Regions from separate parts of the Homo sapiens genome. Here region 1 is linked to region 2. A link is a loop called in an ENCODE intact Hi-C map of the cell type or tissue named here. Cell type or tissue: PC-9. All regions are shown on one strand. Region 1 has its middle 170 kb from the start of LINC02676. Region 2 overlaps TAF3 (TATA-box binding protein associated factor 3).

Region 1 (5,000 bases), 1.2 Mb after region 2:
CAAGAAAGTCTTCATAGTTGGAATGCAGTGAAGGAAGAAGAGCAACCCGAAGATGGGTTTAGACATACAAGGCAGAACAGCTCCCGCAGGGCCTGATAGGCCACAGCAAGGACTCTGGCTTTTACTCCAAGGCGCACAGGGAGCCACGGCAGGGTTTTGGGCAGAAGAGGCACTTGATCAAGACTTAAGGTTTTGGGCAGGAATTTAAAATTATTTTCTATAAAGGGCCAGATGTTAAGAGTTAGGCTTTGTGGTCCACGGGTTCTCTGTTGAAACGCCTCCGGTCTGCCACAGTTACATTAAAGCAACTATAGATGATGCATAAATGAATGAGTGTGGCTGTGTTCTAATAAAACTTTATTTACAAAAGCGGCTGCGGGCCAGATTTGCCCCATGGGCTGTTGTTTACTAACCCCTTGTTGAAGGACTCACGCTGGCTGCTGTGTTGAGAATGGACTCTGGGTAAGCGGCAGTGGAAGCAAGGAGGCCAGTCAGGATAAGAGATGATGCTATGTGCATGTTTTCCCACCTAGTGCATTTCTGAGGGAGTCTCCTCAATTACAGAGAGGTTTTAATGGTAGGGGTAAAAGAGAGGAGAGGAGGGAAGGGAAGGGAATAAGAGAAGACGCTGCTTAAGGAAAAAGAAGGAACAAGAATGTGATGAGGATGCTTTCCTTCCTTCCTTCTTTCCTTCCTTCCTTCCTTCCTTCCTTCCTTCCTTCCTTCCTTCCTTCCTCTCTTTCTCTTTCTCTCTCTCTCTGTCTCTTTCTTTCTTTCTTTCTGACGGAGTTTCACTCTTTCGCCCAGGCTGGAGTGCACTGGCGCTATCGCGGCTCACTGCAACCTCTGCCTTCTGGTTTCAAGCGATTCTCCTGCCTCACCCTCTCGAGTAGCTGGGATGACAGGCACCTGCCACCACGGCCGGCTAATTTTGTATTTTTGCTAGAGACAGGGTTTCTCCATGTTGGTCGGGCTGGTCTCGAACTCCCGACCTCGGGTGATCCACCCACCTCGGCCTCCCAAAGTGCTGGGATTACAGGTGTAAGCCACTGCGCCTGGCCCATCATTTCTTTTTATATGGCAAATAAATGAAAATAAAATACTGAAACCCCTCCCTCCTTGAAATATTATAATAGTAATTTGATTAAATTAAAAGTTGTTCACATCATGGTAGGTAGGGGATTTGGATATGGTGACTTTTAAAAGTACATTTTATATGAGGAGAAAATAGAAATATATACAAAAAAGAGATCACTTCCAGACCATAAACAGCTCCATACTCAAGTATCTGGACTTGATTCCAAGGTGGTGCAGAAGTCTGCAAAGTGGTCATTCAGCTATGAGGTACAACACTCTTACTTCCCTTTTCTTTCCAAGAAAGGAAGTTTTTAGAGAACAAAAACTTTTCTCTGTCACAAAATAAATTATCTGCTTGTCAAATGACACTTCCAGTGTACCACAGCCATCAACAACACTTTTAATTTGGTGATGTTTTAGTGTAAATTCACAGTAGCAAATATACAATATTTTGAAGTATGCTACTGTAATGATAAAATAATTACAACATGGGACAATGATTATTTAAGATAGTTTAAAATTAAGATAATGAAAATATTAAATCGTACAAACAACATTAATTGAAACTTTATTTATTCTCAATTAATGATTGATTTTCTTCCGATTACAAAAATGATATATGCTCACTGTTAAAAAAAACTGTGAAAATAAATATAAGCATAAAAGGAAATACATTCCCCTGAGTCTGTATCATGGGATGTTAATCAATTTTAACATTGGCCACTTTTATGCATATTATGTGTACACATAGATTTACAGTCTTACGTTGAATTATATCACAAATAGGATGTTTATATGTGTTTTCTTCTCACTGTTACATTTTTGCAATCATTTTTCTTATATTTCAATATTGTATCTCATCCCAATGAATTGTATTTGGCAATGATGTTCAAGTCCAAATTTAGCACATAAAAAACAACTCACAAGTTGCATTACTGTGTTTTCTCACAATTAAAAAAAGGAATGAGGCCTGGCGCGGTGGCTCATGCCTGTAATCCCAGCACTTTGGGTGTCCGAGGCGGGCGGATCACCTGAGCTCAGGAGTTTGAGACCACCTGGGCAACATGGTGAAACCCCATCTCTACTAAAATACAAAATATTAGCCTGGCATGGTGGTGCATATTTGTAATCTCAGCTACGTGGGAGGCTGAGGCACGAGAATTGCTTGAGCCCTGGAGGCAGAGGTTGCAGTGAGCCAACATCGTGCCACTGCACTCCAGCTTGGGCTACAGAGTGAGACTGCATCTCAAAAAAAAAAAAAAAAAAAGAGTTCAAAAGGAGCAGAGGAAAGCAAATCTTAATGAGATGAGTAATGAAATAGCAAGCTTGCTGTTCATCAGAGATTGACGATCTCGCAGGCAGGTCCACTTAGCCTATGAAGATCAGGAGTTCTCTCTACCTTTGAATTTGCTCTGCTGAGCATCCACTTCTATAGTAGTCAGCTTCTTATTAATCCTGACTCATTCCTTCTATTCATACTGCAAACAACTGACTTCCTGGTAATTTTACTGTACTAATTTGAAATGAGCGGTAAACTAGATGTGAACTAGCTTAAAACTTATCTTTGGAGAATCTATTTGGAAAGCTGGTTAATCATGTCAACAGTAAAAGTTCAAATTGGAAGGCAAAGATTTAGGCACTTCCAAAAAAAAAACCCAATAAGCTTTCAAGAATTAAAAAATACTTAAGCAACAATAGCTATCTGATGAAGCTGCTAATTACACACTATCCTTATTTACAGATGTCATCAGGTTTAGTGGACCACGTAGCAATGCTTCGCTATTAGTTTTGTGCTACTTTGTGCATTAAGAGGTAACATTTTATTTTTGGTGACTTTCTAGTTTTTATATGTATTATTATTAAATATTTTTTAAGCGCTTGGACATAACCTACTATTTCTCAATGGTGGGAAACAAAGATTATAAAAGCGACTATAGGGTGTTTCAGTTTCAGACAATTTATTATTTATCAATGATAATACTTTAATTACTACCAAGAATAATTTAAGTGACTAAATTTTCAGATGTGATTTTGTTTCATCAGTGTGACTTATTCGTGTAGAATTAAGGCAGTTCTAAGAAAATGTTTTGAGAAACTAATGAGAAACTTAAATTTTACCCAATGTTGAACTTTTGCATGTGAGGTTTTTTTGTTTTGTTTTGTTTTGTTTTTTGTTTTTTTGTTTTTAGTACTGGGATACACATGCAGGTTTGTTATATAAGTACACATGTGCTATGGTGGTTTGCTGCACCTATAAACCCATCATCTAGGTTTTCAGCCATGCATGCATTAGGTATTTGTCCTAATTCTCTCCCTCCCCTTCCCCCCCAACTCCCTGACAGGCCCCAGTGTGTGTTGTTCCCCTCCCTATGTCCATGCGTTCTCATTGTTCAACTCTCACTTATAAGTGAGGACGTGTGGTGTTTGATTTTCTATTCCTGTGTTAGTTTGCTGAGGATGATGGCTTCCTGCTTAATCTATGTCTCTGCAAAGGACATGATCTCATTATTTTTTATGGCTGCATAGTATTCCATGCTGCATATGTACCACATTTTCTGTATCCAGTCTATCAGTGATGGGCATTTGGGTGGGTTCCATGTCTTTGCTATTGTAAATAGTGCTGCAATGAACACACATGTGAATGTATGTGTCTTTAGAGTAGAATGATTTATATTCCTTTGGGTATATACCCAGTAATGGGATTGCTGGGTCAAATGTTATTTCTGGTTCTAGATCCTTGAGGAATTGCCACACTGTCTTCCACAATAGTTGAACTAATTTACATTCTCACCAACAGTGTAAAGCGTTCCTATTTCTCCACAGCCTCGCCAGCATCTATTGTTTCCTTACTTTTTAAAAATTGCCATTCTGACTAGCATGAGATGGTATCTCATTGTGGTTTTGATTTGCATTTCTCTAATGATCAGTGATGTTGAGCTTTTTTTATATGTTTGTTAGCCGCATAAATGTCTTCTTTTGAGAAGTGTCTGTTCATATCCTTTGCTCACTTTTTGATGGGGTTGTTTGTTTTTTTCTTGTAAATTTGTTTAAGTTTCTTGTAGATTCTGGATATTAGACCTTTGTCAGACAAGCAGATTGCAAAAATTTTATCCCATTCTGTAGGTTGCCTGTTCACTCTGATGATAGTTTTGGCTCTATTCCTGGGATGCAAGGCTGGTTCAACATATGCAGATCAATAAACGTAAATCCATCACATAAACAGAACCAATGACAAAAATTGTATGATTATCTCAATAGGCGCAGAAAAGGCCTTTGATAAAATTCAACATCACTTCATGTTAAAAACTCTCAATAAACTAGGTATTGCTGGAACGTATCTCAAAATAATAAGAAATATTTATGACAAACCCATAGCCAATATCATAGTGAATGGGCTAAAGTTGGAAGCATTCGCTTTGAAAACCAGCACAAGACAAATATGCCCTCTCTCACCACTCCTATTCAACATAGGGAAATCGGGCAAGAGAAAGAAATAAAGGGTATTCAAATAGGAAGAGAGGAAGTCAAATTGTCTCTGCAGATGACATGATTCTATATTTTGAAAATCCCATCATTTCAACCCACAAACTCCTTAAGCTGATAAGCAACTTTGCAAAGTCTCAGGATACAAAACTAATGTGCAAAAAGCACATGAGCTTTTCTACAACATAACAAATCAGGTGGAATTATAGTTTTGGTGGATTTCTAAAGTTTTGTTTAACTTTTATTTTAAGTTCAGGGGTACATGTGCAGGGTAGTTGCATAGGTAAACTTGTGTCATGGAGGTTGTTGTACAGATTATTTCTATATTATATTTTATATCTCCAAGCTGCATTGTCCCCACTTCCATCCTGTGTGGTCAATAAACTAACTGAAAGCATCATGATTTTTAACTGAGCTATAGATTTCCATTAAGGAAAGAG
Region 2 (5,000 bases):
GACTGCCTCCTTCCCTGTGCCTGCATCTGCAGTGCATATTATCCTTTTTGATCTTTGGCAGACTGGTGAAAAATAGTTCTGTCTTGCATGCCTTTGATTACCAATGAATATATTTATGTTTATAAACTATTTGTACTTTTTCCATTATAAATTGCTCTTTAAAAATTCTTTGCCTCTTTTATCACGCCTGACCCCTGGGTTTTGGTTGGCCCAGAGATTACTGAACTACTTTCGACCCCAAGTTTTGCATATTTAAATTTATTTTTAGGGATTTCAGGTGAGCATCTTTAAAAAAATTAGATAATTAGGAGAAATGAAAACGGCTTGTATTAGTATACAAATAGTAATGTAGGTATTGGCATAAAACAAAACTTGCTTTAAGGACTCGCTCTAAAGACATGTCTTTCCCATTACATTACTGAATAGAGGTTTAACTTTGAACTCATTCTTATGAGTAGGGAATCATAAAACTCTGATCCCAAGTCCATCATTCCTTCTTCTTTGAGCATGAAATTCTCATCAGTCATTGGTTGTACTTTGGAACTACTGTATATTAGAAACCAATTCTCACTTTTCCGGGAGTATATTGTTTAAAAAACAAATTCAGATCCATCAGGATATGTTCTCTCCATTTTTACTTATAGTTAATTCTCTGCTGCTTTCCTAATTACTTTTGTTTCTTTTCTTCCAGTGGTCGGTTAGAATATAATTTATTTACGTGAGTGTTGCCTGATGGAAGATACTTTCTGGTGGTTCATTATAAAATACATTTTTTAATGTAAACTTCATTTTTCTATTGATTTCCATTGTACAATTGGAAACTGTAACTGTTAGTGAAAAATGGCGGTCTGTTGTTGAAGAGTTAGGATGGTAACTTGTTAAACTTCTACAGACTCCTGACTTGAGTTTTTAGGCCTTAACGAGCGGCAGAACTCGACACGCTTCTGAGTTCGCCTTCCTTCACTTCTTCTCTAAGTCCTTTCCTTGAGTGTCTTAACACTCATGCCTGCCCCCACTTAACATTTTTCCCTGACAGTCTCCTGCTGGGGCCATTTTGTTCTTGATCCCTTCTTCTGCCCTGCCACCCCCACTCCATATTTAAGATGCTAAAAGAATGTATTCTAAGCCTTACCTTTCTTGAAGCTCAGAGTTTCTTGTAATATGAAAAAAAATTGTTTCCTATAAAGCTATTAAGTTCTTATATTGCTTTCAGAAGTATAATTTTCATGACTTAGATTGTATGTATCTGTGATAGAAATTATTTTTGTATAAGGAAAGACAACGGAAAATTTTTAGTCTAGACATAACAGTTTATTTTTGCTAGAAATTAAAAATAGTAATACACTGTAGTCAGTCGTTTAATATACTTGTTCTTAAACTTTATTAGTTCACTTAAAAGTTTCCTATCATACAATATAAAATTCAAAGATTTTAAAATACATGTAGCTGGAAGTCTTGTTATTTCTTGTAAATCAGACTTGCATATGTGGTAGAATTTCTACTTCAAACAAAGGAAATATTAGTAATGATGGCTATTTCATTATTGAGATCTGTGTGCTAAGCATATATTAATTGTTCCTAAAACCAGATATTCTTACAGAAATATTTATTGGATTAAAGAAATATTTACTGGTTAAAATAAATAAATTGATAGTAAATTTTCTCTGAATCTAAATTGATGACAAATAACTGCTGCTTTTTTTTTTTTTTTTTTTTTTTTTGAGACGGAGTTTTGCTCTTGTTGCCCAGGCTAGAGTGCAATGGTGTGATCTCTGCTCATTGCAATCTCCGCCTCCCAGGTTCAAGTGATTCTGCTGCCTCAGCCTCACAAGTAGCTGGGATTATAGGCATGTGCCACCATGCCTGGCTAATTTTTGTATTTTTAGTAGAGACAGGTTTTCTCCATATTGGTCAGGCTGGTCTTGAACTCCCAACCTCAGGTGATCTGCCCACCTCAGCCTCCCAAAGTGCTGGAATTACAGGCGGGAGCCACCGCGCCAGGCCAACGATTGCTATTTTGACATGACATTATATGCATGACAGCCTGAGAAGTAAAAATTCATACATTTAATGAATTAGATTTTAATTTCTTTTACTAAATATGTGAATTTTAGATTAAGAAATATTGATTAACTATCCAAATATTTCTAATATTTGTTCATCACTTAAAATAAACATGATTTGTCTTTTAGCCAGATGATATATAGTGGGAAACCACGTTTCTGAAATTCACAGTTATTTCAAAACTATAAATTTAATCGGGACGCTTTTCACATGTCAAGTTAAATATTGATTTAGGTTTAAAGTGACACAAGTTGAATTTCATTATTTATATTAAAGAAAGTCAGCGAAATTTCCATAATTAAAGTTTGTTCTTCCTGGCATTCTTTTCTAATTTTTCTTTTTTTAACCTGCAAAGTTTCCAGTTTACCAGTAGAGGGCACTGTTGTAACATGGTAGAAGTGTTGGGTTGATTTTTTTTTTTTTTTTTTTTCTTTCTTTCCCAGTAGCTACCCGCTCCTCCGCCTTTGCAGTTTGGAAAGTGTTTTTTAAAAGCAATGTTCTCTGTGTAATTAAAATCAGTTCCCTGTATAATTAGCAATGGAGCCTTATTCTTTGTGGCAGAGTTTGTGGATGGCGTTATTATTTAAGTCTGTGTTCGTGTATAGCCAATGCCAGAACTGTTGCCTATTAAAATATAGGAAGTTATATTGCCGTTTATCAGCACTAAGCAATATTGTAGATGGAAATATATAAAATTACAGTATGTTTCATTTAGGTGCTCTGAGCAAATTACTCAATGGGGAACGTTTAAAACTCCTGGTTCTATCTTGAGAAATAGCAGAGTTAATGTGCCATAGTTATAATATCTTGCTTTCAGGTGCCCTGAATAATAATACAGGACAACTAATTCTTGCAGGGTTTTCAAAACTATATCTGCATTAGTGTACTGCTTAAGAAAGCCACTGATCTACTTAGCAAATTCTTTATATAATTTCTTTTTCACGCTGCCTTAAAATCATACAATTTTGATACAGATATCAAACTACTAAAATAGTATTAAAGCACAATTAAAGTTATTTCTTTCTTTCTTAAAAGACATATATGTTATATAAAATAACATTAAATGTGCATTCATTGCCTGGCTGCCTTGGGAAATATTTGGGGGCAGGGAGTTTAGAGAGAATCCAAGCCTGAATTTTGAGTTGTCAGAGGTGTAATTCATGAAGTTATAATTTATCCATAAATCCCAAAGTCTCTATAAGTAGTTTAAAAACAAACAGAAATCTTATTTCAAGACTAAATTATAGATTATTTGCTATACAATTTTTTGGAACTGAAAAAATTAAAAGTAATAATTTAATATGTTTATAATTAATTTCATTCTGTGCTTTAATATTTGTAAAATATTTGAGAATCTGGAATCTTAGGGTTTTTAAATCTTTAATCGATAGCCATATCAAATTAGGGAATTAGTATTTTCTTCAAGATTTTTTTTTTCTAACTTTATGAAATACTCTAGCTAAAAAGTTGGCTCTGTTGAAATTGTGTTTCTCTCTAACAGACCTATTTTAAAAGGTGGAAAACGGCTTTCATTGACTTACTTTGTATCCACAGACTTAGGAAAGCAGGTAATTTAATGTTTACTTAGTGATTTACTTTGACAATAAAAATGTAGGGTAAAATTTGAGAGATGAACGAGATGGTTGAGGAACCTGTCATGTAATTTTAGAAAAACATTTAGGAATATCTTTTATGCATTAGTCACTGCAGGTGCAAATTTAGAATAGTTTAGTAGAACTGGAACAAAATGTCATTTTCTAAATCTAAGTTTCTTTGGTGTTATGGATGTCCCCAAGGGAAGACATCCGAGTTCTCCCCCCCCCCCCGTCAAAAGGGGGTGTCGAATTTGAGGGGAGTCCCCCACTCCCTTGTCCTTAGGGTACGTCATAAAGCAGATGGGACCAGGTATTTTGAAGAATCAGCCAAATAACAGAAGGACATGACAGAGGCTGTCCTAGTTCCTTGATTAAAATGTGTAAGGTTGATTAGAGAAAAGAACTTAATGCTGTTTATAGATAGAAAACTGTTGCTTTCTCATTTCTTATTACCAAAGTGAGACTGAAACAAATGTTGATTCTGTTGGCACATTTGTATTGAGCACTTAGGTTCCCTGTATCATCTTGGTCATGATTACCGCTGTGTTTCCCCTCGAGAGGCCATTGCAGGTTTTAGTCTGGGCTATTTGTATTCAGCAAGGTCAAGATAAGTTTTATCGTTACAGATAAGTCAAGTGCATTAGGATCAATAGGTAATAGTAAGTGCATTGAAGATATTATTGCCAAGCTCTTAATGATTTTTTAAAGCTGTGAGCTTGTCATATAAAATATACCTCTTATTGTTTTATCTATCTGAATGGAGCTCAGGAGTCCAATTAATTTTGCGGACATTTCAAGAAAGAGTAAAGAAACTTAAGGGCAGATTAAAGCAATGTTTTTGGAAATCCTTAATTGCTCTGCATTTAAACTTGTACTGATGAAGTTTTAGAGGCTAATTATTTTTAAAGAAATGCAAAAGGACAGCTAGTAGACAGCATTTATAAATTACAAATATTACTTGAGTTTACTTGTTAAGACAATCATTTTTTGAAGTTATATATATCTTACCCCTGGGCTTTCCTGCATAAATCAGATTTCTGCTTCTTCAGGTGGGGAATAGTGTGGAAAAAAAGACCTTTTATACTTACCAAGGGATGATGGTGAGTATTTCATTATTTTAGAATTTCTGTTCTGGCCTAAATATATAAATAAGCTCTATAAGCTCTATATATTTAAAGCCAAAAATATCCTAAACATTTTCATGATTTTTTTTCTTTTTTACTGAAAGGAATAGTTTTTATGGATTATATTAATTAATATATTAAAAATATGGACTCTAACAGATATGTTTTGTCTTAGTTTTTTTTTTCAGTTAATTTTCTGTGGCCCAAAACATGACCA

What was found. A loop is a pair of places that touch in the nucleus more often than their neighbours do. Peaks named below come from ENCODE experiments on the same cell type or tissue, not always from the same donor. Only the 100,000 strongest peaks of a DNase experiment are listed, where the experiment ranks them.
Region 1: it touches region 2 in a loop (4-fold over the local background); 7 of 110 quality-filtered maps call a loop at or near these places.

The regions. Positions count from the first base shown.
Region 1 is chr10:9,066,858-9,071,857 of GRCh38, forward strand. No RefSeq gene overlaps it. Among named protein-coding and RNA genes, the nearest start is that of LINC02676, 170 kb to the left of the region's middle. In PC-9, no CTCF peak of the experiment used is centred here; a DNase peak (open chromatin) is centred at 2,464.
Region 2 is chr10:7,869,740-7,874,739 of GRCh38, forward strand. The region is part of intron 2 of TAF3 (TATA-box binding protein associated factor 3); the gene reads left to right. Among named protein-coding and RNA genes, the nearest start is that of TAF3, 54 kb to the left of the region's middle. In PC-9, a CTCF peak has its summit at 2,438 (motif pointing right); no DNase peak of the experiment used is centred here; H3K4me3 peaks cover 407 bases.